4 separate regions of the Mus musculus genome follow, and regions 2, 3 and 4 are each linked to region 1. The links are chromatin loops, found by intact Hi-C in ENCODE. Cell type or tissue: gastrocnemius. All regions are shown on one strand. Links, peaks and the distances in the headings refer to the core of each region. The heading gives the core; the rest is flanking DNA. Region 1 overlaps Fbxl17 (F-box and leucine-rich repeat protein 17). Region 2 overlaps Fbxl17 (F-box and leucine-rich repeat protein 17). Region 3 overlaps Fbxl17 (F-box and leucine-rich repeat protein 17). Region 4 overlaps Fbxl17 (F-box and leucine-rich repeat protein 17).

Region 1 (7,975 bases), core at 968-5,967:
ATGTATAAATTATTCGTAGCTTAGTTACATCTATCAGAATACCCCACCGGTTTAGAGAATTACTATAATAGATTGATAGTCACAGCTTACAAAACCTGTGAACATGAAGTGTGTGCGCAGTGGCTTAAATCCTTCACAGCCTGGAAGGTCAGGGCTTCTGATGATGGTTTGATGCCTTGCCCTCAGAATCCTGGATCGGGGACAGCCTGCCATTGTTTAAATTCTTGGTGTTTTCTTACCATGGAATTTTGCATATTTAGAGCATAGGTAAATTATTATTTTGATTTTGAAATGTTTTGCTACCTGCTTAAATTGTACACCTTTGAGTTGATTCTTCTGGAGTAGTGTGTGGAGTTCTGTCCACTTCCTTGCTCATATTTTAGTCATCTGTGTGAGTTCAGAGTCACAGGTAACACTGCGTTCGGAATCCCGACAGCTAGCTCATCAGTTCCTTTCCTTAAATGAAGACGCTGCTCAGAGGGCAGCACTGAGGGCAGCACTCCTTGCTCCTTGTGGTTACTGCTGGACGTCCAGTCTTTCCTCTTTACCATGAAATCAAAGTCATTGGGTATAAATGCCGTTGGAACACGCTGTGTTCATTATTGGTAGCTCTAGTTCATGCTGATCTGCCCTAGGTTACTTACTGAATCAGCCTGACTAAAGAAATAATGTAAATGGAAACATAGGCTTCGTTATTTAAACTGCCTTTGTGCTTTGCCAATAGAAAGACGAGTTGTGAGTTTCATCAGTCACGTATGCCTGGGTCATAGAGACTATCTTTAGAAGTTCCACTCTCATAATGATCCGTCTTAGGAAAGTTTCTCCTAGTGTCTGTAGTTGGCTCTGCTCTTCCTTGACTGCCCTCTTGACTGCTGACTTGGGAATTAGGATTTTCATAGAAACCTTATTTCACCTTTTTATGCAGTTTGCTTCATTAGAGCTGATGAAGTAAGATCTTCCACAAATGAAGAAACTAGAGATGTGACAGACAACCTGGTACAGATCTTGTAGGAGACAAGCTGAGACGTTGATTGACAGATTTTCCTATAATTTTGTGAAGCTAAGAGAATTTTCTTTATTAACAAGCGAGACAGATGGGCTCAAGTTTCACAGGCTTAGTATAGTTCTGCTTGTGTTTGGATGGCTTTCCCTCTTTCTTTTTATAGAACATAAGGCAGGCAGTACCACAGTGTGTGCTATAGAAGTCAGGAGGTAACCGTTATGTAAAATGATACATAATATTATATGCTATATGTAATAAAATATAATGCCTTGTTCAGATAGGGACTCAGATAGCTCAGGCTCCCCGTAGACTTACTTTTGTAGCCATGGCTGGCCTCGAAGTTCTGATTTTTCTCCCTCTACTTCCCAGGTGCTGAGATTCCCTGTTATCTATCCCCATGACTGGTCTAAACGGTTATTTTTCAATCGTGAAGTCTGGCATATATCAACCTAATCAGATGGTTTTACATCACTGCCAGTAATGGACAAGGTACTTCTTCAGAGGCAAGCCTATGGCAAGCACGGCCTCTGCTCCACTACTCTTCTGCAAGATGGGTGGTCTGCTTTTAACCACATGACTGCAGTCTGACAAATCAGGGCTGTAGGCTTAAAATGGACTCCAAGATGGTCAGTGAGATAAAAGGCAAGGACAAAAGCTTAAAGAGTGCAACAGTTACTTGCAACATGTAAATTGTTCCTTGCCTTGTGGATACACACACACACACACACACACACACACACACACACACACACACACACACACACACACATATGATCATGTCAGTTACTTTTTGTAGCCATGACTGATATGTAATATACCCTAAGAGGAGAGTGCTTTTAGGAGATACATGCTGAATATGTAGACAGGATGTTTGAAATTTATGTTCCATGGGACTGTAGAGAAACCTCCATGCTGAGAGAAATGTGAAGCAGACCTGAAGCACTAACAATTTCTGTGCTCCCATGGGGCTCATGGATATATATTCTGCCTCCTTTCTACTGGCTTACAATGTATCATAATTAAAAATTAAAAAGCAAAGAAGCAAGCACCAGGTTTCTAATTGAAAGTTGTGGGACCCAGACTCAAGAGAAAATGATGCAGAGCTATCAGCTGACATTGAACATTGATTGAAGCCTCCAAATATTCATGTAAAAGAGGGAATATTTGAAAAAATAGGGCTGGAGAGATGGTTCAGTCATTAAGAGCACTAAATGCTCTTCCAGAAGTCCCGAGTTCAATTCCCAGCAACCACATGGTGGTTCCCAGCTGTAATGGGATACGATGCCCTCTTCTGGTGTGTCTGAAGACAGATACAATGTACTAATATACATGAAAATAAATCATTCTTTTTTTTTTTTAAAGGAAAAACAAAAGATACAAGCCATCTACAAGAAGCACTTAGGCGATACAGGTTATCTTAAAATTGGGGTTTCTTCTCCGTTCCTACTAAATCAATGAATACTTACCTCGGTCTTAGCACCAGAAGGAAAGGCTGTGACACCGAGAAGGCAGAAACCAGGTGTGTGGGATGTGATGCTGGCATTGGTGTGAGCTGGTCACAGGCTTTAGAGGAAGTCAACACCATGGACTAAGTCTCACCAGTGGTAGTAAAGGCTCGGCTCTTTATGTTTAGCTCATGTGCAGTGCTCTTCACCATGTAGTCTGTGGATGCTTAGTTAGATCAACTGAAGTGGTGAGACATCAGAATCATAAGAAACCACATGTCAACAGGAAATTGTCACCATGGAAGTCCCTAAGATGGTATACTCCATTAAATGTTTATATGTAGCAATAATGCTTAAGCAGTTACTCAGCTGCTATTGCATTTGTTTAGTAAAATTATCTTTATCCTCTATGAAAATATACAAATATAAATTATTTATTGGCTTATCTCAAGGTACAGCTTGGCTGAACTTGAGTTGTTCAGTATATCTCTTATTTATTCCAATACAGAACTTGTCAGAAGGTATTAACAGAGTGATCAAGAAATTACTGCTTACTTTGTATATAAAGCCCTTGTAATGGGATATTTTCTTTAAGTGATAGAAAAAGGTAAAGAAGTTATAGGTCCCATTATCAGGGCCTCTGTTAAACGAGATATAGGTGCCTCTAAGTCATAGTCAATGCATGTGACACTATGGGAAGAAGAGAGAATTAGAATCCTTAGTTATAATAGTTGAGTTCTGGATTCATCATCACCAAAGCAGGAAGCTCTTGTTTTGCTTCAGTTATGAGAAGTCACAGGAAGGACAGAGCAGGCTTAGCACTAAGGTTGTGTCAACAGCAGTGTGCTCACTTTCACCTGCTTCCTAGGCCAGTCTTATCCAGAACCTGCACCACACCTGCCACCTCGTGGCAGTTTTAGGAATTACACAGGCTATTGTAGAGGTGAAATTGATCATATGTTGTGTGACCTTTGAGACCTCCCAAGACACTAGTGTGTATCCTTGGGATGTGACTGTTCAGACTTGACATTCCGGCATGCTTTATCACATGATTTGCCCATCATCTGTAGGTGTAATTTTCTGTAATACAGTTTAGCTTTGCTTAGACAGAGGGGTCATGCTTGTCTACTGCTCAAAGGCTTGCTTTACTTGGTAAAATATATTCTAAGGCTTATTAAGAGTTAAAGATATTACTTTAACCAGGCATCTTGGGCCACCAGCGGTTTGGGTTCCATGGGAGGGGACCAGAGTGAAGGTGGGGGCAAGACAGGAAGTCCAATAAAAAGGGCCTCAGCCTCATTTGCTCCACTGCTAAAGTTTGTCATTTCTGACTGGCTTGGTGTAAACTGTTCAAATCACTAAGGTAGAAAAGGAAATTCCATTCACATTTAAATTTTTATTTTCTGAGTTGGCTTAAAGCATTTTTATTTATTTAGATATTTTCTATGTTACAGTAAGAACGTACAGTTCTTTTTTAATGAAGAACTAGGACATATTGCAGTGATCATTCCTAGATATATCATTGCTATTACATTTGACATTTATTGAAAAAAAGATTTTTCTGTCAGGGAAGGTGCTGGGAGCACATGCAGTGAACATTTTAGCATTAATTTGTATGTCTGTCAGCGCTGCTGTCTTTATTTTGCTGTATTTATGAGTAGTTTGTGTAGTTCTGTGTCGGCAGGGAATGCGAACAGTTTCTTGCCTGTTGCTGTGTTGTGTTAGTTGTTTTCACTGAGTCTGTGCTGTAGTCTCTCATTTCTAGAATCCAGTTCCTGCAGCTGAGGAAGGTTTATCATTGCATAGTTAATGCCTTTTAAACCTTCACTAAAGACATGCCCATTCTGGTACTCGTCAGTGATGGGAAGGCTACCATGGCAGTGGGGAAGAGAGTGGAAGGGCCCGTGAGTGTGCCACTTATACCAAGGACCAGGGGCCCAGGCCAGAGGGAGAAAGCCGTGAGCACATACTATGTTGTGAACATTCCTGCAGTAGTCCACAGGATGTGCACCGACAGCAAACCTTGCACACACACATCCGGGGCAGGAGCTGAGGATGATGTCAGCACTGATGAGATCTCGAGGGACAAGGGGCCTAGGTAGGGCTGGCTGTGCAGGCCTGTGGAGGGAAGGCTGGTCAGAGGAGCCTAACTCCTTTGATAAACACTAGAAGAGTGTATGTCAGCCTTTGGTTTGTCTATGTGTGTGTGCATGCATGGGTGGGTGGATGTGGGTGTGTGTGCGCATGTGTGCATGCATATGTGGGTATGCGTGTGTGTCTCTTTGCTACCTGTGAAAGCGGGTGCCTTGTGTGTGTTAGGCAAATGCTGCACTGCTAGCCCCAGATTGGTCACTTACTTGCTTTTCTCCCCTTTTCCCTCCCTCCCTCGAGCCCTCCCTCCCCTCTCATACTTTAATTTTAGCTAAATAGTTCATCCCCACTTGCATTTAGGTGACTTCTAATACACCAGGCTTTCAACATACCAAATTTACATTTATAAAGTTATCATGCATTTTCCAATTGATTTCACTATTATGACATTAACCGTTGGATCATAGTCCTTGGTTAGACACTCTTGCCAGTTCACCTGTGTCCTTTCATTGGCTACTTTCCTTATGTCAACCAGCATATTTAATAACTACAGTAGTCAGCGTGGGGTTTGCCACACTAAACACTATTCCCCCATCGAAGTGATTGCCTGCACTGTTAGTGTCCACACATTTGACAGAAGTTGTATGTGTAATTTCTTGTAGCTTCACTGCCCCCTCCATCCATCGATAGTTATTTTTCTTTCTCATCCAGCACATTTTTGGGTCTATTCTCTAGTGGACCACAGCCGGATGCAGCTTGTCCTTTTCTTTATTCTTCTGGTGGGGAAAGGTAGGTAGTTGGACATAAACGGAATGGTCGATTCCCCAAGAGTCTTGGGGCTCCTTGGGTGATGAATGGGCATATTTAAATTTCAGTCTTTACCTTTCCTGAAGCTTAAATGCCAGGTTATTGCAATGCAAAAGCCCGAGTTCTTGAACTTCGAAGGCACTTTCCCTCCTGCTTTTCTGTCATTGTTCCTGAGAGAGTGGATTAGATTGCCTGGAGCACCAGCGCTAGAGTAGGCATAGAGCTGCAGGAACCATAGGAGGCGAGGGACACTTGCCTGAGGATGATAGTGGCATGTGCTGGTGGGAACAGAATAGTCAGGGTAGCCAGAGTCATCCTAGGGGCCTGGGATTAAGTTAACCTCCATCTGAGGATTTCCAAGTCCCCCACCACTCTGTGCACCAAAGAGGTGACAGCTTAATGGAGACTTTAAGATGTGGCTGAACTCTGGTGCTCACTCAGCACGCACTGTCTCTCAGTTCCCTTGAGCAGCCTGCCTGGGAAGAGTGTACATATTCTAAAGGAACAGTGTGCGCCCTTTACACTACTGAAGCAGCAGATCCCAAGAAACTGATATCTCCCTAGGAAACCTCTACTGGGAGAAGAAAGCCCTGGGGCAAGCAGAGATGGAGCTTGTCTCCTGAAGAAAGGCTCACCGCCTGTCAGTCTGCTGTGTAGGGAAACTGAGCAGTTCCTAGGAGGGCTGCAGGCTGTGCCCTGGCTGCTCAGTTATGCATTGCTCTAAAACCTCCTCTCCTTCCTGTTAGAGCCCTGACCCTGGGCTCGAGTCCTCCATCTGCTCCTCCCTCTTCCCTCTGCCACAGCCGAGGCAAGCTCCACCTTCTGCTTTTCTCTGGCAGTCCAAGTGGTTCGTTGAGGATGGAGGCCAAACGGAGCTCTTTGGGGTACAGGCTGTGACCCTAAGTCTGAAAATGTGACTGCCACATCTGTGCCCTTTTTCCCTAGGGTTGATGGTGGTTGCTTCTAAATTGAGTTGCGTGTTTATAGTAGGCAACGAAGGAAGGCTTTAACTCCATTCCTCCCTGAGCCAAGGAGTCCCTTTGCATACTAATAATGGAGGGGCCTACGATTCCCATTTCAAGTAGCTTTGTAAAGCTGCCTGACCTCTTAAGTAATTTTTGTTTTGTTTTGTTTTTTGTTTTTGTTTTTGTTTTTCAAATGTTATTATTGCCCACATGATAAACTTCATATTTGTAGAATTGGAACCTAAAATATAACTTACTTCGTATCCTTGAGTTTTCCATAGCAAACACTATAAGATTTTTATGTGCTCGCCGATGAAAGTAAGACAATGCAAAAGGAAAGACTGCTCTGTGAGTTGCTGTTAGTTCGTGTGGGAATGTAAAGCCCGCTTTGGGGAGCAGAACAAACAGCGGCATCTTGACAATGGTTAATATACTTGAAGTTTCTGTCTCCTCTAACAGTCCTGAGTGTCAAGTGCTCCAGGACTCTTGTCTCTGTAGAATGCAGCTCTGTTTGTTGTTACCTTGTGATACTTACTTGCATGTATTGAACTGTTTTGTATCATTTGTCTGACAAGGACAGCTTTCTCAGCCCCACCCTCACCACCACCTCCCCTGCAGCCTCTTTGTAGGGACTGAATGGCGTCTTCATGTTTCCTACAGAAGCTTCTAGCTACTGAACTATGCACACAACCCTCACAAGCTTCAGATCCATTTTAAAAATCACAAATTATAGTCCCTCATTGACAAGTGTGATTAACTAGAATATGCCAGTTTACAGAAAAGTGGGCCTTATTTTACTATTTAATTAAAAGTATCTTTGAAACTCTGATAATGAAACAGCTGTTTTCTTTGGTGCCATTATTTCTTGGTGCTCGTGAGTGTGGATTAAAACAATGCATTTAAAGTGTTACTCTTTTCTACCACATTTGTTTTTTAAAATATAGGCAAATTAACAGTGACCAGTGTGAAAGTCTAATTTACTTGAATTGTTAATTGTGTTTATTTTTATTAGATGTGAATATTCAGAGTGAGGCTTTATTTTACTGGGCTCTCACGGTGGAATAGACCAACTAATATATATTTTTGTCAGTGTCAGTCAGGTTTTGAATTCATTTACTTAGAGAATTTCAGTACATTATATGTGTTAAAGAAATTTCTGATAAGAAAAAGCACGTAGAGCCCATTAGACATACTGTTTAAGCAGGGTTTGTGGAATAGTTTAAAATACGTTGTCAGGACAGGATTACTAGGAACAGCTTTGTGCCTACAGCAATTGACTATGAATTAGAAATGTTGGAATTCTTGGTATTATCTTTGAAAGAGAAATCTGCAGAAGTCTGCATCTACCCTTGGCCAGTTACCAAGCCCATGCATCATGGCATTTTAATATAATTTTATTCTTATATCAGATTTAAAATATTTTTAGCCGTGGAAAATTGCTTCCTCTGATTGACAAAATGAGTTAACGAGGATATTTTAATGTTAGAAAAATGCTTCCGTGTGTGTGTGTGTGTGTGTGTGTGTGTGTGTGCGTGCGTGCATGTGTGTGTGTGTGTGTGTGTATGTGTGCATGTGTGTGTATGTGTGTGTGTGTATGCGTGTGTGTATGTGTGCGTGTGTGTGTGTGTGTGTGTGTGTGTGTCCGTCTGTGAGCTCAAGCCCAC
Region 2 (7,975 bases), core at 1,365-6,364, 90 kb before region 1:
CATATCTCTCAACAGAAAATAGATAAAGAAAATGGAGTAGTAATCAGAAGTTAAAAAAATCTGGGCTGTTGGTGGCAAGGCCTCTGTTGCTGATGACAAGACCCATACAACTCACTGAACGTAAAGAAGTTGAGCTGGTAGCCAGGCAGCAGTGGCACACGCCTTTAATTCCAGCACTTGGGAGGCAGAGGCAGGCAGATTTCTGAGTTTGAGGCCAGCCTGGTCTATGGAGTGAGTTCCAGGACAGCCAGGGCTACACACAGAGAAACCCTGTCTCGAAAAACAAAAACAAAAACAAAACAAAAAAAAAGAAGTTGAGCTGGTGCTTCCATAGAGCCTTTGCCCGCTATGGGCTAGTGTTCTTGGTACAGGAAGGTACTTCGAGAGCTACCAAAGGAGAAATGTAAACACCAGCCCAGATACAGTGGTGTCCTGCTTGCAAGAAATGCTAGGGCAATGGTGGTACAAAGCGTGTGGGAGTGACTGACCAATATCTAATTTGAGTTAAGGTCCACTCCATCTTAAAATACATGTCTCAAGCGTTAACAATTTGTAAAATTAAGAATGTACAGTTACGTAATTTTTTAATCTTTATATAACTAAGAAGTTGAATATTTTGTGGGTATATATATATATTCACACACATATATACACACACGTATATACATACACATCATACCATACATACCAGACACATCACACACATAGATGTGTGTACGCATGTACACGCAGGCATACACACACAAACACACACCCGCACATACATAGAGTTCTTTATTTTTAGTCCAGTAGTAAAAACCTGGTCTGTTTTACAAATATGTTCCAGAACATGCTTGTGAGATACCACCTTTACTCTCTTTATGTTCCAGAACATGCTTGTGAGATACCGCCTTTACTCTCTTTAGAGAGTTCCATGGATAGTGTTTTACAAGTGTCACATTTTCTGTTGTAGAGAAATACTTGGAAATTTAGATTTGTTTCTGTAATTTAGAAACAATGAAATACCAGTAAGGTAAACATTCCCGAGCATAGTTCTCAGACCCAAGCTAACTGTAAGGCTGCATTTGCCAGGCCACTCCGCTGAGCTTATAGTCTGACCCATCCTGCAAAACCAATTTATTTGCATGCATACACTTTCTGGAGTTGCTTTGAATACCTATATATGAGCACTTGTAAATATTAAGGTAATAAGCAATATAAAGATTTATAAAGCCTTACTTTTTAAAAAATTAAAATTTCATTCTTTTAAAACAGGGAAGGTGGTTCTTAACTACCAAATAGATCTTTAATAATATAAGTCATTTCCCTAATTACCCACTACTGGAACATCATGATTGTAGTATGTTAGTTTTTATAATTTTTTTACTAATGTGTAAATGTTAAATATATTTAATAGTTAAGAGAATATTTTGAATAATTTTTATGAGAACCTTAAATAGTTACAGCTTACCCTGTAGAATAAATATTAAATCTTAATAATCATTAGTAAAATTATTTCTCATTATTCTAAATTTAAAATTAGTAGTACAATCTCTGCAGGTTAGTTACTGTTTTTTAATTAAAGGGCTGTTTTTTTTTTTTAATTTATTTATTTAATGTATATGAGTACACGGTCTCTATCTTCATGCACACCAGAAGAGGGCGTCAGATCTCATTACAGATGGTTGTGAGCCACCATGTGGTTGCTGGGAATTGAACTCAGTTGGTGCTTTTAACCGCTGAGCCATCTCTCCAGCCCTAAAGGGCTGTTTTTGAGTCTTGAAAAGACTTTGTGTATTTTAGAACTTTACTGCAGCTTGATCACATTGTAAGATTCAGATGTGTGAACGATTTGGGGAGCATGCCGAGTGATAGCATGTGTGAGTGGTGCTTCCCAAATCTGTATTTTCAATTTTTAATTGCTTCAGTTATGATCAGTACTGGTCTGAAAGTAGTAGATATGCACTTCTGGAAATAAGCAAGCTTTAAATTGCTTGCTGCTGTGGATACTCACATGCAGTCATGTTCAATCCCTGGCCCTTTCTCATGTAACTTGAGTGAGGCCTTTTCCAGCACATTGTACTTTACAGTGTGGCGGCTCTCTTGGGGCCACATCAGGGATCCGAAGAGATGAGTGTTATCAGGCAGCATAGATGCTATCACATAGAATCATTCTATTTTCTGTAACACGGGAATATCCGTGGTTAACAACAGTTAATTGAGAGTATTACAGAATATCTAGTTTCCGGCATTTTAAATGTTACCAACAGAGAGAAATAATGAACACTTATTCATTAGTGGTTGTGTCTGTCAAATTGGCATAACCATGACTAGCATTGTGTACTACAAATAAGTAAAGTTAGTGTATGTCAAAGAAAACTAAGAGGTTATAGAGTACTTAAGAAAATAAAGCAAGTCTTAGAAAGGCAGGACCTCAGCTCTCATCCACTGAGACGTCTCTTATCAAGGTGAGCTTATTAGCATGTTAAATTCTTTGTTTGCTTTTTTGAGACAGGGTTTCTTTGTGTAGCTCTGGCTGTCCTGGAACTTGCTCTAGACCAAGCTGTCCTTGAACTCACAGTGATTCCATCTGCCTCTGCTTGCTGAGTGCTGGGACTATCAGTGTGCACCACTTCCACCCAGCTTATATCAAAACTTTTTTTTTTTTTTTTTTTGGTTTTTCAAGACAGGGTTTCTCTGTATAGCCTTGGCTGTCCTGGAACTCACTTTGTAGACCAGGAACATTGTTCCAAAGCTTCCCCTCTGAAAGCTCTAAGGGATTTAATCCCCTTAATTTAACCATAGCTGGTAGTATCCTCCTCAGCCTCCTTTGTCCCATTGTTCTTTTCATGCTGTGCTAGGAGCTTTGTCTTCCTGTAGCTCTGGAGATTTAGAGTTTATACTGGTGTTCCCTGCCTTCCCCAACCCCAGGACACTTACTGTGTGGCTGTTCACATATCTTCTGATCTTGACTTCTGTTTTTTATATTTTTATATGTGATCCTTTCCTTTTGCCTTTCAGGAAAAATCCCCAATCTGATTCTTGAAGACAATAAGTAGCTATGTTTATTTTAGTTATCTGTTATTTTAGACAATCATTTCTGTTGCTTTCGACATATTTTAAAGGCTTAGTACCTGTGCAACACAGTCTGCAGTAGGCAGCCATGAGAACCCACAGTTCTCAGCTGTGAGAAGTACAAGAACATGCTAGGAACCAACTGGTAGGTTACTAGCTGGGAATTCAGTGTCTCAGAAACAAATTTGTCCCTGTCCTGGCCATTGCTTGGTGCCATCTAGTGGTCATTTAGCCTCTGGCTTTAATTTCCATGAACAAAATTTAGTTTTCTTTGATGGCCTTCTTGAGATCAGCAGTACTTTTAAGACACTGAGTAAAGTCATTTCTTGTTTTGTGAGGTAGATTGGAGTAGTTATCTGGGTGAAATGTAGTCACAGAAGACTACATTTTTTCTGTAAAGGTGACATTCCCTGGCATGGCTTATTGTCTTCTGCCCTTTTCACATTTCTGCCAGAAGGGGATGCCAGTGTTACATGTTTAGGTTTTAAAATGTGTTTGATGGGTGGATGTTTTTCATAGTTGATTTCTAGATCAATTCTGATCCCCATGGTGTAGCTACTCTATAGGGCAATGTGAGTTGGAGGGATGGGAGGCCGGCCTGTGATCACTGTGTGTTCATGTGTGGACCACTGTCTGCTGCTTTTCTACACAGGCGCTCACCTCCACACCATTAGATGCCTGAAGTAGGCTCATACTAATGTTGGACCCTTTCTGGAGACGCTCAGTGGTGTTGTGATGATGGTCCACTCGCTGTTTATCCTCAGGAGATGCAAGGACAGAAACCTTCCTCAAAACACATTCTGCACAAAGGAGAGCCCAACACCCAGACCCAGACATATATCATTTTTTTAACCTGTTAATTTTTTGCTTTTTCTTTCCTTAATTGTGCCTTTATATTTATGGTTTTGTCTTTTCTTTTCTTTTCTTTTCTTTTCTTTTCTTTTCTTTTCTTTTCTTTTCCTTTCCTTTCCTTTCCTTTCCTTTCCTTTCCTTTCCTTTCCTTTCCTTTTCTGTATTGAATTGGAGATCTTGTACAGAGAAAGAAGCACATTCTGAATCTCTGATCTAAAATGTGATATTGAATATTAGGAATTTAAATAGACTTGCTTTATACACGATGTTCTCTTGGGTCAGTTTTCTTACGTGCTTGGAAAGCTGTATTTACATTTTTTTTTCTCCTCAAATTGAAATTCTGTGGATATCTGAATAGCCAGTAGCAGCAGAAATCTGTCAGGTTGCAGGGTGTATGTGAATGCTTTCCTTATGAGCTCTAACTGCTTGGAAATATGTGGGTTCTGAATATTACCTATCATATTTTTATTTTATTTAGTTTTTTTATTGTTTAGTGTAATTTTAATTTATAGCAGTAGAATTTCTTTGAAATTCAGTGTCCTATTATTTCAGCAATGTATCCTGGTCAGACTTTGTTGGCTTTCCTACCAACTATATAGGCTTCTAGTATGTTTTACAGAAGACAGGTTTGGGAGTTTGAATAAAAATGGCTCCCCTATACTCTCCTGCACCCTTCCCCCCAGCCCATAAGGAGTGAGACTATTAGGAGGTATGGCCTTATTACGCGTGGCCTTGTTGGGGAAAGTGTGTCACTGGGGATGACTCAGATGCTCAAGCCACACCCAGGGTGGCATTCTCTTCCTGCAGCCTGTGGATCCAGATGCAAAACTCTCAGCTACCTTCCCAGTATACATTCTAATATATTCAACTGATCATCATAGGCATTATTAGAATTCTTAGGTTGAATCTTGGCTTTGCCAAGTGGTACCTGTGGGCATAGATTAATGCCTCAGTTGCCCATTGGTGAGCTAAATGTATTCCTGACAGGACCTGACTAATTCCCTATTAAATAGTAAGTCTTCAGTTAATGATAGTGATTATTATCAGTTAATGATAGTGATTATTATCAGTTAATGATAGTGATTATTATCATCTAAACTTTCTGTTTTTAGGAAACTTTATGATCTGAATGTTTCTAACATCTGACTTCTAAGTACCATCTCAAAATTTCTATAAGCATATATTTTTCACAACCTACTTTAATAAGGGTTCAACCTCCCCTCTAGCCCACCATCCACCAGAGGTAGTGGAAAAGAAAGGTTATTAGGATGGGGAGAGCAGAAGTGGACCTGTTTAGAAATAGTTCTTTGGGGAGATTCCAATGTTCATTGTTTTCAGTTCAGTCCACTGGTAAACACCAACCATGAATCAGCAGCTGCAGTCCAGTCCACTAGGCAGGCACCATGCATTAATCAGCAAGGGCAGTTCAATCCAGAAGAAACAGTGAGGCTCGCCAACTGGCTTGAGTCCTCGACAGAATCGGCAATAAGCCACAGGATGAGAAGTTTCTCTCTATAGCGTCACTACAGACAAAACTCAACCATGCAATGGAAGGCGAACCAATACATGCGTGTAGTCAGTGAAGATCAGCAAAGCGGAGCAAAGCAAACCAGTGCTCCAGCTCCCAGTGTCTGTGGGTCATATTTAAATTCGTTCAAAACAGCACGTGTCCTTTCCTGTGTCCTGCTTTAGCAAAACATCCTTTCACCTGTGTCTGCTTTAGGGAAACATTTTTTTACATGCCTGCTTTAGCAATACATCCTTTCACTGTGTGTCCCAGGAAAACATTTGACATAACTGACTTCCCAAAGAATCCAGAAGTTTGCCCTTCTGATTCCCTCTGTGTTACTCAGGAACTTGCAGGCCTTCCATCATTCTGCACCCTCTCTTGGTGGGCGTGTGCCTAGATAAGGTTTCTATGTAAGCCTTACTATTCTAACGTTGTTCTCTGAGAGAGGTCAGAAATCCACCTGTGATATTTCCAGCACTTCCTGTTTATAGCTAAGGAAACTGGAGGTGGCATGCTGAGGTCTGTTATCACACATCATGCCCTTTGCCCCTTCACTGTATCTCATTAGCATCGCTTGTCAGCATGCTCTCTGTTTCCTTTCTGGAGATGGAGTCTTAAGTGTGTGACCCTTTTATTACAGCTGTCTGATGCCAGGATTTCAGGTGCTCTGTGTCTCTCTGTTAGCTTTTACATTTTTTCACCTTACCTCATCAGTGGAATGTCCTGTAACATTGTGATATATGGAATGGATATAGAACCTCAGGCAGCCTCCTGTTGAGTAAAACACAGGTTGGTAAATGAAACATTGTTAGAACAGTTTCAACATTCTTTTTTTTTTTTTCTTAAAATGTCAAGGGGTCACAGCAGAAGTCATGAGATCTTATGTAGTAAAGATGACATTGGTGTAGAATTCCTCTTACACACCTAGAAAACTAAGCTAGGAAAACACAAAGGAACAAAACCTGATCCCAGACACATATTCACTCAGGTAAACCAAAGCTGTGGTGAGAAGAGCCCATGATGTGGCTGAGCTCGGAACTGTTTATATGGTTGTAATTATATAATAAGAGCTCAACCTAAATTACCACAGAATAAGTTGGATCCAGACAGAGCCCAAGTCTCACTGTTATACATGGAATATGACTCAAACTTTATATTAAAAACTGTCAGTATAGGCATTTGAAAGTATGGAAGCATATTCTAGAAAGATCTGATGGAACTAAAAATGTTTTCCTCTGGGAAGGGAGGTAAATGGTGGGAGGCTGGGGAGAGACTAGTCCTCTGTATTTAAACAAGCCTTCTGGAGTTACTTGATGATTAAACCATGTGGACACATAATCTTAATAAAATGAAAGATAAAATAAAGAAAAACCAAACTTGCCTAATGATAAATATTTTGACTTTAACTCAAACTATTGCTTTGCTCAAATGTCAATATAAGCACCAGTTTTCTTGAGAAGGCATCATATTTAATTAATTTGCCTAATATTAAATGAATGTGAGCTAGATGGAGCAGGGGCTGCAAATGTCAATGAGACAATAGTCCGTGCTTGCAGGAAAGTCATAGTCCTGTCAGGAGGTGAGATGTGCACATGGCCCGCGTGGAGTTGTAGCACAGCACCTGCAGAAGAGCAGGCTTTCCTGAAGCCCCGACTCTGGCCTTCACTCAGCTCCTAAGTCCAACGATGGAGCCTTTGATTCCTTGGTCTCATTTGGGTGTTAATTTCTATCATTGTTGCTCTTGACTGTTTTCTCTGGGCCTGCTTGGCTCAGATACTTGTAAGTTAAAGATATTCAGCAGATAGGAAGAGAACTCTTTCATCAGTGGTTCTGCGTCGAACTCTAGTTTTCTTCTTTTTCATGTCAGAACAAATGTTTTCTTCACATGCTGACACTTTAAGTACCTGTAGTGGGGTAGGGACAGAGGTCCTGCAGAGTCATGTGTCACATGATACTAGAAACCAAACTCCACTCAGCTCATCTCCCCTAGACTTGGACTTTGAGCCACAGACTCTTACACCTGGATGGGTTAGAATCTAGGAGGATAATTTTATATTTGAAAATGGTTTCTCTGAGTGTAACATGTTGGGCCACACAGAAGAATAGCTTAGAAGCCAGTATTTCAAGCTTTCCTTAGTATCTCTGCATGCTTGTCAGGACCATGGAGTTTTGCTGGCCACTTCTCATAGTTCCTCACTAATCGCCATGGGCGCTCTGGGTCTTAGTGAAAGTGGGATACTTTTAATCTTCCAGTATCAGATTTTGGAGTATTTCATACTTTAGATTTTCGCATGAGGGCTGTTTAAGCAGTCCCCAAATCAAAGGCACTCTGAAGCTGAAAGCCCCAGTGCTAAGGAGTTTACAGAAAGGACAGTCAGCCATTACTGTTTCCTGTTTCTCACTAATAGCTGTGTAGAAACTTTAAAATCTGTTTGTAGTGATATCTGTTTAAAAGCTCCATTTCCTAAGTGATTTGTCTAAGGTTGTTTAGCTCGAAACAGACTGCAGAAGTGTCATTTATAAAACCCTTGGAAGGATTTACATTCTTTGGAGTTTTAA
Region 3 (7,975 bases), core at 1,190-6,189, 79 kb before region 1:
GAGTCTATTAAGGAGAAATTGTAAGACTTAAGCAGGCAGCTAATGAACACACAGAGGAGAGAAGCGCGGTCCCACCCAGTGCAGGTGTGTGTTTTAGGAGAGAGTCTTGCAGCAGCCAAAAAGTGCTATTCTGGTGGGTCAAAGTGTTGCTAAGGAACTCTCTGTTTTTAAAAAACCTGAAAATGAGATCATAGCATGATTTCTAGATACAGTGGTTAGGATTACAGCAGAGAAAGGGAAAACACAGGGCAGGCACAAAGATTGCTCAGGGGAGTTAGGACACTCCACTCCCATATTCCCAACCCATAAAATCCATAGCTCATTTATTAGATTGATAGAGAATTACAGGCCTGCATTTCGGTAAGGAGCGAGGCTGTGCGGCTCAAGCCTGGCTCATTGCATTCTGACATTCTTATCTGAGCTATCTATGTAAAGAGCATATTTCCTCTCTATCAAGCCTCTTTACAGCACGCTCTTTTAATTGTGCTGGATGGTTGGACTCAGCCAGTGAGTTTCAACCAGACCCTAGAGCGAGGGCCTCCTTTCCTTCTCCATATTCATTTCATTTTCGTTGTGCCTCTCTGTCCTCCCTCGTCCAGATCTGCCCTGCACAATGATAGTTTGATTGTTCTCTGATGATGAAGTAGTTCTTGGCTATCTGTCGTCAGGAGTACTTTATGTCTGTAAAACTCTCTCCTATTCTAGAGTAGTGTAGGTGACCTTTACCCTTTGAATTAAAGCCAGATGAGGCCATATATATTTGCCATGGGTTATTCTCTGTGCGGTAGTGCTACTTGAGTATTTAAGTGTGGTAGTGGTCTGTAAGTGCTGCTAAATCCCTGAGCATGTGTCTGTACAGTGCCAACCTTCAGAAAACAGCTGGCTGCTGTATCCACAATAAGTATATCATGATTTGTATTTGAGGTCTTTATTAATTTCATGTCTTAGAACTACTTTAGAGGAAACTAGAAAATAGTGATCTTTTACTGTTCTGGTTTTCGAAACTTTATTGTTAGTGTCCTAGTATTATATCTTAACAGACTTGTGGCTGCTTTGATTTTGGTACTCTGGGTAGCCTGTAGTCATATGTTAGTATGTGTTTAACTGTAGCTTACTCACTCTAAGAACATTCTACCTAAGCCAGTTTTATACTTGATACCTCAACGGCTTCCTCCCACAACAAAGAACGAATGGATCTTAGGGAGGGGCTTTAGAGTTATGGAGGAGGAAACTATAACACACCGCCCCTGCCACATCACTGTTTAAGTGTCCCTGACAATCTATGTCCTCTGTGTCCTTTCCAGAGCTCAGCCCTCACTCAGCATCCCACTTTGTTGTTGTATGTACACACGCATATTTTGTAGAGGATACTCTAGATGTGTTCAGACATATGCAAAGTTATACAGTCAGTCATTGCAACTTTTTAAAATACACCACAACAAAGCTAGTAACTGACTGTGTTTATGCTTACATCTTTTCCACAAAATGTCACACAAAAAGATAAAAGGTAATTATAGGAGGGTTTGCAGTACAAATCTGTAAGGAAGAAAAGCCTATAGGACATAGAAAGGGTATTGATAAAGTTGTTCAGTTTTACTAAAAGTCTCTAGAAGGTGGAGATAGGTATATTGGGTAAACCACTGTAGCCAGTTGTCTGTGACTGTGACTCCGTAGGAGCCCGACTCTGTACTGTGCTCAAGTTGTGTGTGTGGCTTGCTCCCAGCCTGCACTGGTGCCAGCTTCTTCTGGCTCAGTTTCAGGAATCTTGTGACTTTTGAAAAGCAGCATTAGAGTTTGTCAGAATAATTCAGTTTGTCTGTGGAGCAGCTCAGTCCACTAATCTGCTGTTTGATTCATTTACTAAAGAGACAGGTGTTTCTTGCTGTTGTGTGCCAGGCCCCACACTGAATGAACTGGACTTGATTTTTCTGTGGTAATTAGGAAAATTAGAGTGGTTTTAAAAAATATGTTTGTTGTTGTTGTTGTTGTTGATTTGTTTGTTTTTTTTAGGAAGGACATCAGAGTTTTACTCTCTTATCAGTAAGGAAACAGCCTCATGTTTGAGAATTTCCCCTTACATAGTTTCCCCTTACATAGTTCTGAGCAATGCCAAGGAGTTTCTCCAGTGCTTGGGCTCAGTCACTCCAGCCTTTCTGGAATATAGTTTAATAAAATCTGTCACTAGTGTCCTTTTACATGAGTCAGAATGCAGAGTAATGTTGTAGAAACCTGGTATATGTTGTCCAAAAGATGTATATGAGGACATTCATCCACAGGGACATTTCTTGCAATATAAAGGCAAAATAAGCAGTCCAAATGAGATATGCCCCAAAATAGGAGTAATCAAATAAATTTCCATTTTTGTGTGTGTTAGAGTACATGTAGCTTTTAAGTAGATAAAATAAACTAGGCATGCTACCGTGAAAGCAACTCCGAGATATTGTATGTGAAAAAGGAAAGTTTCAAACACTATGTCAAGTATAGCAATTGTATAAAATCAGAAGGAAATTAAGCAGATGACTATTCTATATGGAGACATCCTCACTGAGCATTGTGAGGGCCTTTGGGAATGAAAGTGATGCCCTCTAGCTTTGATCTTGTACCATTCAGTGCCCTGCTAGACTGTGCTGTCTCACTGGTATTTGATACTGTTTCCTGCCAATAGAGCTTATCTCTGATTTTCAATCTCCTCACCCTCCACCCCTATTTCCATTTTAATGATCAAACACTACCAGCTGCAAGGAGAAAACAAGCAAAAATCAGCCATTGACTGGGTGATTCTGTAAACACAAAAGAGCTCTGCTTTCAGTAAGCATTGATGGTCACTGAGAACAGCCCTTCAAAACAGGTCCTCATTAATTGAAATTTATTGTCTTGTATTTCAGACATGATGTAAAGGTCAGGAGAGCAATGGCCAGAGCCAGTTGGTCATTAACTGGCAATCATTGACCTTAAAAGGAGAATTGGTCTTCAGAATGCTTTTCTGAAGTTGCTAATAACTGTATCTGAAGACTAGCAGTTATATTGTGCCAGTGACAAGCATGCCAAGAGACATTGGCCCCATTCAGATGAAAAATTATGTTTCCAGTGTGTAATTTGCAATAGCATTCATCAAAATTATGCATTCTTTCTAAAAGGAAAAAAAAATTGATTGGTAGCAGCCACAGTGCCAGGGATAGCATTAATGGTGCTGAAACATCTAAATTCCCTGGCTTTTAAACCTAAAAAAAAAAAAAAAACCTTTGAGGAGATTTATATGGGCTCTTGGATATGAAATACTTCGTAAAAAATAATAAGGTCATGCTTTGCTTACATGCCAAAACCATGCTTTGTTAACATAGCTGGGAAGTGCAGCCTGGGCCTCCTAACAGCTGCGTGGTGCCTTCATTCACCGTTGTGTACCGTGGCTGGAAGAACAGTATTTCTCCCCATTTGTATTTTATTAGCAAAACATGTCTAATGGTGGACTATAGGTTCCTGATAGCTTGTTCATGAAACTAAGGTCACATGTCTCCTGTTCTTGGAATTACACTGTTCCTCATAGATCTTGCTTAGAAGCTTGGACTGTGAACTGCAGCCGAAGTCGGGAATGCCCCTTAGAGGTGCAGAGGTCCCTTGTCTTTCTCCTACACTGTAAGTTCAGGTCCTGTCAGTGGTGGTAGACAAGACTCACCTTGCATGGTGATGCAAGTAACACTGACCGTGGTGGCCGTTTTTATGCATTAACACATTGGCACAGAATAGGGCAGTCCATGTGTTGTGTTTGGCCAGATCGTAAGAAAGAACTTTGTTTCTGACCATTTGTCACTGTGATTAAAACTCACGCGCTGTGGTGCAGCAGCCCGGTGCCCTCTTGGCTGCTCCTTTATCTGCCCTAACAGCAGAGGGTACTCAATCCCTCTCAGAAGGCCTTGGGGCAAGGGCCATCTGCTGGGTCAGCACAGGACAGACACAGGAAAGGGAGGTGTGGCTGCCCTCCAAGTCCCTTGGTGAATGAGTGTTGCTGCATGTTTAGGAAGCCTGAGGATGGAGGTGGAGCCTGCTGCACCCCTCTGAATTTCCTGTTGTTTCTTCTTCTGAGTTTTCTCAGAGCGCCCCCCCCCTTCCTATTTTAAGAGCTTCCTTTTGTTATTCTTTTCTGGCAGGTTGGCTGGCTGGCTAAGAAGTTCTCCAAAGTTTTCAGTATACATCTTCATTTCCTATTCATTCCTGAAGTGTATTTTTGCTAGATTTAGACTTTTGGCTTGAAAATTTTAAATGCCTTAATACTTTAAAGTATTGCCTTACTCTCCTGATGCTGGTAAAGATGTCTTTCAATTACTCTTCTCCTTTGCAGAGAGGGTTTACAGCTTTCAGGATGTTTCGGCTTGACTCTTGGGGAATTCATTATGCGATATCTTACCCTGGATTTCTGTGGGTCTCTCTTTTGGGAGCTTTCCTGACCTTAAACTTTCAGGTTCACATCACTTATGAAACCAGGGGGAATTTCTTCTGTTTCTCTGAATATCAGCTTAGTTCCTGTATTCACTCTAAAGTTCTCATGACAGGACTGTGAACACCCTTGAGACAACACCATGTGTGTCAGGGCTATGTTTGGTTTGGGTGTGTTTTCCCTACGTTTTTTAGATGGGTACTTGCTACTGTTTTATCTTAAAGTCTAGAGTTTTTCCTCTCTTGACTTCATTGTTCTGTTTAGAACAGTGGTTCTCAACCTGTTGGTCATGACCCCTCTGGGGGCTCTAAGGACTCTCACTCTTACAGATATTTACATTGTGATTCGTAACTAACAAAATTACAGTTATAAATTAGGAACAAAAATAATTTTATGGTTGAGGGTCTCGTATAACATGAGGAATTGTATTAAAACAGTTGCGCTTTAGGAAGGTTTAGAACCACTGGCTTAAAATGGCCAGAGACTTGATTTTGGTTGTTGATTATTCTTCTTTGGTCTCACGTTTACATTTGGTTTTTCTGTTAATACTCATTGCTTTGCTGACATCATTTATTTTCCTTTCTTTCTTTCTTTCTTTCTTTCTTTCTTTCTTTCTTTCTTTCTTTCTTTCTCTCTTTCTCTCTTTCTCTCTTTCTCTCTTTCTCTCTTTCTCTCTTTCTCTCTTTCTCTCTTTCTCTCTTTCTCTCTTTCTCTTTCTCTCTTTCTTTCTCTCTTTCTTTCTCTCTTTCTTTCTCTCTTTCTTTCTCTCTTTCTTTCTCTCTTTCTCTTTCTCTCTCTCTTTCTCTCTCTCTCTCTTCCTTTCTCTCTCTTCCTTTCTCTCTCTCTCTCTCTCTCTTTATTTCTTTTTTGATTTTTAGAAACAGGGTTTCTCTGTGTAGCCCTTGCTGTCCTGGAACTCACTCTGTAGACCAGGCTGGCCTCAAACTCAGAAATCCGCCTGCTTCTGCCTCCTGAGTGCTGGGATTAAAGGTGCGCACCACCACTTCTTCAAGCCTATACTTGTTTTCTGAGTGTTTTATGGAGTGGTGCTTTACAGTTGTTACCAGGCAATCTTAGTCCCTGCATTATACTGGTGTTGCTGTCTCTGTTGTCTTCCTAGCTATACTGCCAGGCACCACAGGGGCTGCTGCTAGTTCTCTGGCTGACGTTTTCCTCAGTCAGGGTCTCTGATTGAGAGGTGCAATTGGACACACCAGTGAGCACAGGCATGGCTTACATCTTCTTCTCCTCTCAGTGCTGGCACCCTATCTAATTTGAACCTCTGTAGGCCTTGAGTCTGTGAGTTCATATGTGCATTGGCCCTGTTGTATATGGAATACATTTGTTTTCTTGGACTTGTATATCACCATTGGCTTTTGTAACCTTTCTGCCTCCTTTCCCACATAGGTTCTCTGAGTCTCGACCAACACATCCCTTTTAAGACTGAGTGCTCCAATCTCACACTGTATATTGTGGGTTGTGGGTCTCAGTATTAGTTCCTGTCTACTTCAAGAGGAAGCTCTTCCAACGAGGATTGAGCAGTGTTCTGCCCTCTGGTGTAACAGCTTGTCATTTGGAGATTTTCATTCCCACGACTGTTTAACCTCCTTGTTTTGGGGCAAGTAGTGACTCACGGTGGGAGTTCATGGCCACAGAAGCTGTTCACAGTGTTGTTGGAGGATTCCAATATCATGGTCAAGGCATGCCTCCTTTGACTCAACTCTTGCTCTCCGTCTCCAGGGTCTTGCCACTTCTAATCAATACAACAGGCTAGAAATGTAAACCTCTGAACACCTGAGCAACTGGAGTCCCTTGCATAGTATTTGCTAGTTTCCAGTCTAGGTCTTTTTTGAAAACATAAGGAGAAAGATGGTGTGTGTGTGTATGCATGTGCCTGTGTGTGTGCTGAATGGCAGCTCTCTTTTCCTTGTCTCTTGTGTTCAGTTCCTCTTGAATTTTAGTTGTTTTATTTTTGTTGTTAGAAAAATATCCCAAAACTTTGTGTGTGAGACAGGCGTCTGTTTGAGGTAGGTCCAAGATAGATTTGGAGTTCAGGTGAGGATGTTTGGTGCAGACTAGAGTAGGTAGCATTCAGGCATTGAAAAGCTGGAGGCTGTGATTGCTGTAGAACCACACCATGACCTGGGAATAGTTTAGAACAGAAAAATAGACAGAAAAAGGCATCAAGTGGCTTTAATGTCGCAGATACGGATATTCTAGAGTCAGAGCAAATAGAGCCTGTGGGAGCAGGAGTGAGGCAGCCCCTCAGAGATGCCTGCAGGGGAATTGAGAGATGGTGCTCTCTAGAAGGCAGACTAACGGAGACTAGCTCCCTTACCTATTAGGCCACTAAAAGCAGGCACCAGTGGGTCTGGAGGAACATCGGGTGTCTCTTACCTTCAGATGGGCACGACTGAGCAGCTCGGTAGTCCAAGCAGAGTACATCGTGTCACTGGGGCAGTGGGCTGACCAGTTCCTGGAGTGTGCGCCTCAGTCACATGTCTCAGATTCATGCACCTTTTAATAAGAGGCTCTGACTCGATGACTCGGTTTGCAACACATCTACATGCATTCATATTTTTATTTTAAACTAACAAATTAATTCAGCATGGAATTGTTTTTATCAGTTTTAAAGAAGAACTTTAAAGTTTTTTCAGCATGTATAAACTAAAAGCACACTTAAAAATAGCTTTTGGGCTTGAAACAGTGTACTCAAACTTCATGTGCACTGCTTTGTCAAAATGTTCTTTCTCCATGGTTTATTAAAAAGCTCTTTTCTTTTTTTCAAGGACAAAGACCAGTTGATATAAATGTGATAAATGTGATAATATGGTACTGATTTTTATTTAGCATTTTAAGGACATTTCTGTTTTTTGTGTGATTTTTATAAGCATTGGTGGAAAACTATTCAGACTCTGAGGAGAGATGAAGTTGACAATGTTTTCTGCCATGCGTTTCCCCCCTTGCTGTTGTTTTTAAGTGTTTTCAGTGACTGTGAGCGCAGAGTCATCCCTGCTGGCACAGTTTGTAATCATGGCTAACTTGATGCTGAGGCAGGAACACTTGCTGAGTGAGTTCAAGGCCAGCCTGGCAGAAGATTTGAGTTTCTGCCCCAAATGAAGTGTCAGAGAAGAGCTGATTGTTGGCTTCCTTGTGGACTGTTTGCCTTTCATGGCTCTTGGTTTAAAGGAGGTGGGCATTAAAACAGCCATGTAGAGCCAGGCAGTGGTGGCACACGCCTTTAAGCCCAGCACTTGGGAGGCAGAGGCAGGCAGATCTATGAGTTTGAGGCCAGCCTGGTGTACAGAGTGACTTCCAGGGCAGTCAGGGCTACACAGAGAAACCCTGCCTTGGAAAGCAAAATACAAAAACAAAAGCAAAAACAAACAAAAAACAGTCATGCAGAGCTCTGTGGACCAATCAAAGGTGTACAGAAAGCTGTGTCAGCACTGTACCACACTGTGAGGAGATGGTCATATTCTACCTCAGCTGTTTTTTGTGTGTGGATAACAATGGCCATATTATGTGTATCTTTTAATTTCA
Region 4 (7,975 bases), core at 1,984-6,983, 140 kb before region 1:
TGAGGATGCGGCGGGGTGGGTGGGGGGAGACCCTTGCTTATGGGAGTGTAAGCAAGTGCAGCTTTTTTTTTTTTTTGAGTATAGAGGTTTTACAGGGAAATAAAAATAGGTCTGCCATTTAACTTAGCGACAATACCGTTTCTGAGCATCTACTCATATGTCTATATCCTACTACAGAGATACTTGGGCATTCATGTTTGCTGTTGCTTTGTTCACTATAGCAAGGACATGAAATCAGCCTAGATGTCTGCTAGTAGATGTTGGCTTCGAATATTAAAATATGATACATGCCATGGGATTTTGCTTAGCTGTAAAGAGAAGTCGTGGAATTTTTAGGAACAGTACATGGATCTGTAAATTATTCTTCTAAGCAAATTGACCCAGACACAGAAAGATAGACTGCATGTTCTGTCTCATATGTGGATTTCAGCTTTTAATGTGCACGCGTGTGCACACAAACACACACACACACACATAAAGGAGTATGGGCAAAGATTGAGAAATTCAAAGAGAGAGAGAGAGAGAGAGAGAGAGAGAGAGACAGACAGAATGAGAGAGCACATGAGAGAACAATTTTTCTGATGAAGACCCGAGGACAAGAGGAACCACGTGACATGAAAACACACCCGAAGCAGTGGAAGACAAAGGGACACGAGTGGAGAGGAGAATCAACCAAAACAAGTTTGCTTGGGAATCACACAATGAAGCAGTACTGCGTGCTGATTTCAAGACTCAGTTAATGGGAAGGCAGTCAGGGGATGAAGCTCTCTGCAGTCATTAAAGCCAGTCGTCTGCATGTCAGTCTGCATTTCCGTCTCTCTGTAGACTTGTCTGTTCATCTAAGCTTATGTACCCATTTTGCTATGAAAGTATGTATACATTTTCATATTCTTACTTTTCTGATTTTCTAGAACTTAAAGGCTGTGCAGTACTGGTTTGAACGATGATGCCATCATTTTTATATGTAGGTCCTCCCACCCCCAGTCTACATATACTATTAAGACTTAAATAAAACTGTGAACTTAAGACTGTTAAGTCTGTGTATGTTGGTGTTGTGTGGTGCAATTGAAACAAGTATGCTAGAGGGCAGGTGGTTTCTAAAATGCTGTTTTAAGTTATGAGTTGCCTTTGTTACTTTATCTTATTTTAAAAGTAACTTACAAGTGGTCATTTATCTTTGGTATGGCTTCTTTAAAATACTGCACGGAAATCTCACTAGAAATATGTTGCCTTTGTTCTTTTCCAAGCATTGAGCCAAATCTCTTTGTTTACAGCTGGGCTCAAGATGCAGAGAACTCAAAGACATCCATTTTGGCCAGTGTTACAAGATCTCAGATGAAGGCATGATTGTCATAGCTAAGAGCTGCCTGAAGTTACAGAGGATATACATGCAGGAAAACAAATTAGTAAGTACTTGTTTTTGTCAGTGCTGTTCAGTGTGTTCCTTCCCACCGTCTGAATTCCCTTTACTCTGTTTACAAGTTGTCTCCTGGTTATCAAGTGGGAAACACTACTCATTGAAACGCAGAAGTTCCCCAGTTGTTTTATAGTCTGGTCCCATAAGAGAATAGATGCTCGTGTGTGGTGCTGGGCTTTTAAACCTTCATTAGTGTTTGCTGCTGTGTCTGACAGGGAATCTAACTCAGGCCTACTGGAATAGATAAATCTGTTCGGTTGGAGTTCCTGTGGTGCCTGTAGGAATGACAATAATTCTAGATTAAGAATATTTTAATGCCCAGAACTGTGTGTATTTACAGATAGAGCTTTTTACTAGAATGGTGAAAAGATAGGATCTAGTAAATGCATGCAGGTAAAGAATCTCAAGGATGACGTAAGTTTTATATTTTGAGCACATGCATACGTGTCTCACAGTGGGTTAATGTACCGCTCAGTTTTTTTTTTTCTTGTTGAGATATAATCACATAAGGTGTATTGGTTTTTATTATATCCGTAAAGCTATGCAGTCGTCACCAAGATCTAATATATAACATTTTCTTTATCAGCTTAGACTCTTCTCTTTAGCCATTGCTTCCTGTTTCCCTTTCCCTAGCACATGGTAGTTGCTAATTTATATCCTGTTTTTTTGTGAGTTAGCCTATTTTATATGTTTTAGTAGAAGTGGAATCACATTGTACTGATCTTTCATGTTTTTTTAGGTTCAGCTATGCTGTAGCTTGTAGCTAAATGAAACTCAAAGCCATTTTAATTTTGACTGATAGGGATAGCATATCAGTTACCAGAAAATGTTGTCCCTGGGAGGAGCTGGCGGGAGTTTCCAATGTCAGAATAGTGTATTTATAAAAAAGACTTACTTTTAAACTTGCATCTCAAAATGGAGGCATTTTTGTTGCTTTTTTCAGTTTTAAAACTTTTGAAATTAAAAAAAAAATTAGGTAATAATATAGCATTTCTCCCTTCCTGTTCTTCTGTCCAAGCCCTCCTGTATGCTCTTCCCCACTCGCCATCAAACTCAAAACTTCTTTTCACTAATCGCTATTGTACATTTCTAAGTATAACTTGTTCAGTTTGTATAGTTATTTGAATGTGTGTTCTCAGGGCTGACCGCTTGGTATAGGACAACCAGTTGGTGTGCTTGTCTCTCTCCCGGCCTTCCTCTGTTCTCCGCGGTTCTTTGTGTAGAGTGAGGCCTCCTGGGTTTTCCCCGGGCTAGTTTGGCATGTGTGTTGGTGTTACCATTGTGCAGCCTATGTTTGGGCAGTCACATTTGTAAAATTCTATGGGTACGAGGAGACAGTCTTGCAGCAAACTCCACGATCCTCTGCCTGTCTCTTCCGATTGTCTCGCCCCTCTTCTGAGGTGCTCTCTGAGCCTTAGGGGTGGGAGTGCTTTGTAGATGTATCCATTGGGGCTGGGCTCACAATTGCCTTTGGATTGGTTGTGTTTTTTCTGTGCTGGGATCTATTGCAAGGAGAAGTTTCCTTGATGAGGCGTGAAGACTACACTTCTCTGTGGGTCTGAGGATGAGTGTTTATAGATTGCTGTTAGGGATTATGATGGTTTAATAGATTAGTAGATTCTCCTCCGATAACCATGAATTAACTTGAGTGAGTAGTTAGCTAGGTTTCTGGTCTCCGACATGGTTGGTCTCCCTCTTATTGATCAGGTTTTAAATCCAGTAAGAGATCTGTTGTTACCACAAGGGTATGTGTGCCACTACTGCCCCCTTAGGGTTGCCATGCCACGCTGGCATTGATGTGGCTCATGGGCATCACAAATGTGGAGAATTGTTGGCTGCCCCCTTATTTTGGCAGCTTCCTTGGTGTTTCTGGTACCATTAATGTTAGTCCACAAGGAGGTCCCATTCGTTTTTGAAATGTTAAAAACAAACAAACAAACCAAAACATACATCATGTGCCGGGCGTGGTGGCACACGCCTTTAATCCCAGCACTTGGGAGGCAGAGGCAGGCAGATTTCTGAGTTCGAGGCCATCCTGGTCTACAAAGTGAGTTCCAGGACAGCCATGGCTACATAGAGAAACCCTGTCTCAAAAAACCAGAAAAAACAACAAAACAAAACACCAAAAAAACATACATGTACAAACTTCAGTTGTGGAAGGGATGACACTTTTTGAAATGATTTAAAAATTGAAACACCATGAATTAAAATTAAGTGCTTTTATTGCCACAAGATATGCTTTTACCTCGAAAATACACAGTAAAGAGTACGTCAGAGTCCTCTTTAAAGTTACTGTGAATATAAGTCATTTGAGGGTGTATGGTTTCTGGGTCAGATAGACTGACATTTTGTTTCTCACTTGCATTGGAACCTTGAGAAAATTACTGAAGGTCATGAAACCTTGTGAATCCTTACTTTATAGTGGTGGTGTGTTGATAATTTGTCTTACAGGCTGTATTTGAGGATTAAGTGGCATAATAAATACTCTAAAATTACTCAGTGCACTCTGACTCATAAGATACACTAGAAGCCTAAAGTAGTCCTTACTTTATCATAAAGTAATTCATTAATAAGCTTTGGTACCTCTGGTATACAACATAATAAATGAAAGGCTGTTCATCCTATCTTAAAGATTTTCTAATTTTTAGTAGTATCTTTGTTGGCTTGGCTGGCACTTGTGTTCGTTTCAGCACAGAGAGCTCCGTGCACTGCTGTCCCTGTAGGATTTAGCTGATGGCTTTTCAAAGGCGGTGCTGTCCATGTCGGGAGGATAGGCTTTATTTTCTTCCTGGCCTTGTCCGTGTTGTCTTACATTGAATAAGTGTCAGATACTTAAATCCGGAGAGAACCAGATCCGGATTTGGTTTTTATTTCATGAGGGATTTAAAGTGTTTCGATAAACCTTAAAGAGAAGCCAACATAATTCTCATTAAGGTTCTTAGAAGGAAATTCAGAACATGTTGAGCTCTGTTGGAGAGTTGAATTCCTGATAGCTAACTTTTCATAGGACTTAAACATATTTATGTAATAGATGAAATATCTAAGTTGTCAACTGTTTTGGCTTTGAGAAGTATATTGGTTATTTGCTGATTTTTATTAGCTACTAATAGAGATATTGAAGAAAGAATTCTTTCTAGAAAAGATGCCAGCAGAGTTTGACCTGTACTTTGACCAGTATTCAAATGAACTTCGTTATTTTTCTCTCTTAATAAATTGAATCTTCTCTAAAACACTGTTAGAGCTCCTGCTTGCCTGTGTAGTCAGGAATAACCAGGGTTAATTGGTTTTGTAGCTTCGGCATCGTTCATGTTAGGCGTTGGCCTTTAGGTGGCAGCATTGACTCGGTACATGGCTCACTGACAGGGCTTTTCCATCCTTGATGCAACTATAAAGATGTAATGCTTGCACTTTCTGCTGCTGGGAAGCCTCATTTAAAGTTATTTTCTTTTAGGTGGTCGTAGTGGGGAGACTTACTTTTCCTGCCATATGAAATACTAATTGCCTGAAGAACACTACCAGTTGAAATTGCCTTTGTATGTGAAGCAGGAAGAGAATGTGAATATTCTTATTTGTGGTTCCAACTTAAGCGGAATAAAATTTAGAATATGAGAGGGATATCTTTGTTTATTAAAAGCTTATATATCACTATTTGACATTTAGAGTCAAAAAATTAAGGACTACTTCATTGTAGTCCTTTAAAAAGAGTGAGCTTGTGTTTCTCTCACTTTGAGTGCTGCAGGTGCTTCCATGGATGCATTCTGCAATGTCTGTAAACCCCGTGTAGACGCTCGAACAGGTTAGTGAGGGTCCAGCTTGTCCCACACTTTCCTCTTTCTCCTGGCGAGTGCCTTTCAGTCCCTTTGGTGCACAGTCTGCCACAGAGCTATTTTTAAGGTTATATCTAGCGAGAGCATTGTCTTAGTCTATTTTCTTCTGCTGTAATAGAATACTCATGGCTTAGTAATTTGTCAAAGCAGAGGTTTATCTGGCACATGGTCCTGGAGGCTTCGAAGTCCAGGAGAGTGTATTGTACAGCTTTAGTGCCATATCAACCCATGGCTGACAGTAGAGGGGGAAAAGGAGGGTGGGTGGTGGAAGGAAGGGAGGGAGGGAGGGAGGGGATACAAAATACCAAAGAGCAGTAGATCTGTGCTCACCACACAGAAATTGGTAACATTCTGTTAAACTTTCTGCTGCTCTTTAAAGTAGTAAAGCAAGCCAACTTAAGTTTCCACTGCTTCACAGTGTTTCCTCCCATTGTCTGCTCCCAGAGGCAGCTGTATTGATGACCTAGGGTTTCTAAGAAGGATTTCAGTGTCCACATGGATAAGATAGCATTTGTCTGCATGTAATTTATATTTGTTGTCATAAGGCTAAGTATCTGATCTCACAGTATGTGTTCACTCTGTCCTTGGTGTTCAGCTTAATTGTTGGGGTGTAGCCACAGTGACTGTGTAATTCATTCTTGTTATGTGCTGGTGCCCTGTGCTGTGTCTTTTGTTTGTTCATTGCTACTTGATGGCACATACATTGTGTCTAGCATTTTGTTCTGTCAGGGAGTATTGCGTAGACTCTGCGTGTCAGTCAGCTGTGCATGTGGAAGCGCTTCTGTAAGGATATCAAGGGCACTGAGACAGCCTCAGTTCCAGCTTACTTTACTAAGACCTGGTCACTCCTTGATTGAAATGGCTTGAGTGTGCTTCCTGCTCAAGGCCTGTCATTTCTCCCGAGGGCAGGGATTATCTCGTCACCTTTTTATCTTTCTCTTTGTGAGTGTATATAAATTTGGGTTTAGTGGTATAGGGGTTACTTCTGACTTGAGTATACCATTGAACTGTATTTCTTTAAACCGTCTGGGAATGTGCTCTTAAAAATAAGATAGACTTGAATGAGTAAGTAATAGCTTTTTAGTGTAATGATGTAAAATTAATAGTTTTTAGGTAAAAAAAAAAGTAACTTTTTAAAAACTGAGTTGCCTCACCTATCATGTGATTTTTGTGCTTGTTCTTCCCAGGCAAGTTGGTCACTGAGATTGGAGAGGATTGGAATGGTTCAGCACATGTAGCTCTAACCAAATAGACTATAGAGTTCTGGTCAGAATTATGCTCACTAGTATATTCTGGTAATAAGTTGGTTTTATTTTGTTGAAATACTATTTGTAAAAGTGGAAATTACAGAATAATTTCAATCTAAGAGTAAATTTTTACTTGTATGGTCTTTGTTAGGTCTTGTCATTCTTTTTAATTTATTCATATCTTTATCTAAGAGTATTTTCTTATGTACCAGATAACTTGTTAACATAAATGCATTTATTCTATCATTTTAAATGCATAGAAAAACAAGAATGAATGTATGCATTGTATGGAGGGCAGGCAGTGACTTGGATAATATCTCAATAACTTTTCTTGGTAGTGCATTATTGTTTTTACCCTGCAGATTTACTTGCCTAATTCTATTTGTTTAGTAATATTAAAATTAGTTTATAAACTCAAAGGACTCATCAGCTGGTGACAGGGAAGCCCAGATGCCCACAGAAGCCCAGAGACTCCAAGTCTGGAAGTTTGGTGTTGGAGGCCTGATGCAGACACTCAGTGTGGAAAATGCAGGGTGATGATGCCCAAAACAGGACACCACAAACACTATTTTAATATTCTTTTTCTAGAGTGTTTTGTGTGTGTGTGTCAAATTTTAGACGCCTTCCTTGAGTTTGTAATTTTCAGTTAATAAGGTAATATGTAATTGGTGGAGGTCCTCTACTTGTGTCTCTTCTTGCTTCTGTATGTATAATTAATTTTTTTATGTTCTTAGGGTTGCATATTTTAAGAAATTAGAAATATGTGAGCAAATCACATTATCTCTCTGTTCCAAGAGTGAAAGTGCTGGCTTGGCTTTGTGCTGGAGTGCTGGCACCGGGAGATAGTGTGTTAAGATAGAGAATCACATCATTAGGTTTGGCAAATAGAAATTTATAAGGCTGGGTGCCAGAGGGATGCTGGGAGTGCATTAAGCCTGTCATTTATGAGGACTTGTTTCCCTCAACTACCTTCCAGCTTGCCAGTCAGCAAATGAGATGTAGTATTTGGATCTGGGGGAAGTTTTGGCTAATGTTTTTCTTTATTCACAGTAATGAGGTGTTAAGGTTTGTAGGTTATGTGAGACTTAATTTCATTATTATTTTAGTGATCAGGCCTAAAGACAGAAGAATTGGAGAATTGCTTCTTCTCGTTTTCTGCCCCGGGTTCCTTTCCCCTATCCTTTAAATTTACCTCTCTGGATGTCGTTTACAAACTATGCTTAATTTGTTTTACAGATTCATAGATTACAGTTTTTCTATTATTTTATTATCATTATTTAAAAGAAGCAGCACTGTCACTGCCCTACAACTCTTGGGCTTTTGACATAACTGGTCTTCTGCCAGAAGCTGTACAAGCTAAGTGCCCATGCAACCCTGTGTGGGTGGCGCTTCTGCTGCTTGCCCCGGTGATACAGATGCACACACTCGTGGTGTGCGGGTTGTCTACGTTGCCTCCCTTTTCAATCTTTGCTATTTAAAATAAA

Evidence for each region. Peaks named below come from ENCODE experiments on the same cell type or tissue, not always from the same donor. Only the 100,000 strongest peaks of a DNase experiment are listed, where the experiment ranks them.
Region 2: it touches region 1 in a loop (4-fold over the local background); 24 of 42 quality-filtered maps call a loop at or near these places.
Region 3: it touches region 1 in a loop (4-fold over the local background); 24 of 42 quality-filtered maps call a loop at or near these places.
Region 4: a loop joins it to region 1, with 6 times the contacts of the local background. A loop is called at or near these places in 25 of 42 quality-filtered maps.

The regions. Positions count from the first base shown.
Region 1 is chr17:63,319,594-63,327,568 of GRCm38, reverse strand. The region is part of intron 6 of Fbxl17 (F-box and leucine-rich repeat protein 17); the gene reads left to right. Among named protein-coding and RNA genes, the nearest start is that of 4930405O22Rik, 11 kb to the right of the region's middle. In gastrocnemius, for the core only: a CTCF peak has its summit at 3,374 (motif pointing left); a DNase peak (open chromatin) is centred at 3,353; H3K4me3 peaks cover 455 bases; H3K27ac peaks cover 2,303 bases.
Region 2 is chr17:63,409,701-63,417,675 of GRCm38, reverse strand. The region is part of intron 4 of Fbxl17 (F-box and leucine-rich repeat protein 17); the gene reads left to right. Among named protein-coding and RNA genes, the nearest start is that of Fbxl17, 87 kb to the left of the region's middle. In gastrocnemius, for the core only: a CTCF peak has its summit at 3,313 (motif pointing left); no DNase peak of the experiment used is centred there.
Region 3 is chr17:63,398,912-63,406,886 of GRCm38, reverse strand. The region is part of intron 4 of Fbxl17 (F-box and leucine-rich repeat protein 17); the gene reads left to right. Among named protein-coding and RNA genes, the nearest start is that of 4930405O22Rik, 90 kb to the right of the region's middle. In gastrocnemius, for the core only: a CTCF peak has its summit at 3,875 (motif pointing right); DNase peaks (open chromatin) are centred at 1,738 and 3,945; H3K27ac peaks cover 3,310 bases.
Region 4 is chr17:63,464,839-63,472,813 of GRCm38, reverse strand. It overlaps Fbxl17 (F-box and leucine-rich repeat protein 17), which reads left to right. Exons shown (of 9, transcript NM_015794.1): 4 at 1,275-1,406. Among named protein-coding and RNA genes, the nearest start is that of Fbxl17, 32 kb to the left of the region's middle. In gastrocnemius, for the core only: CTCF peaks have their summits at 3,164 and 4,741 (motif pointing right); a DNase peak (open chromatin) is centred at 4,748.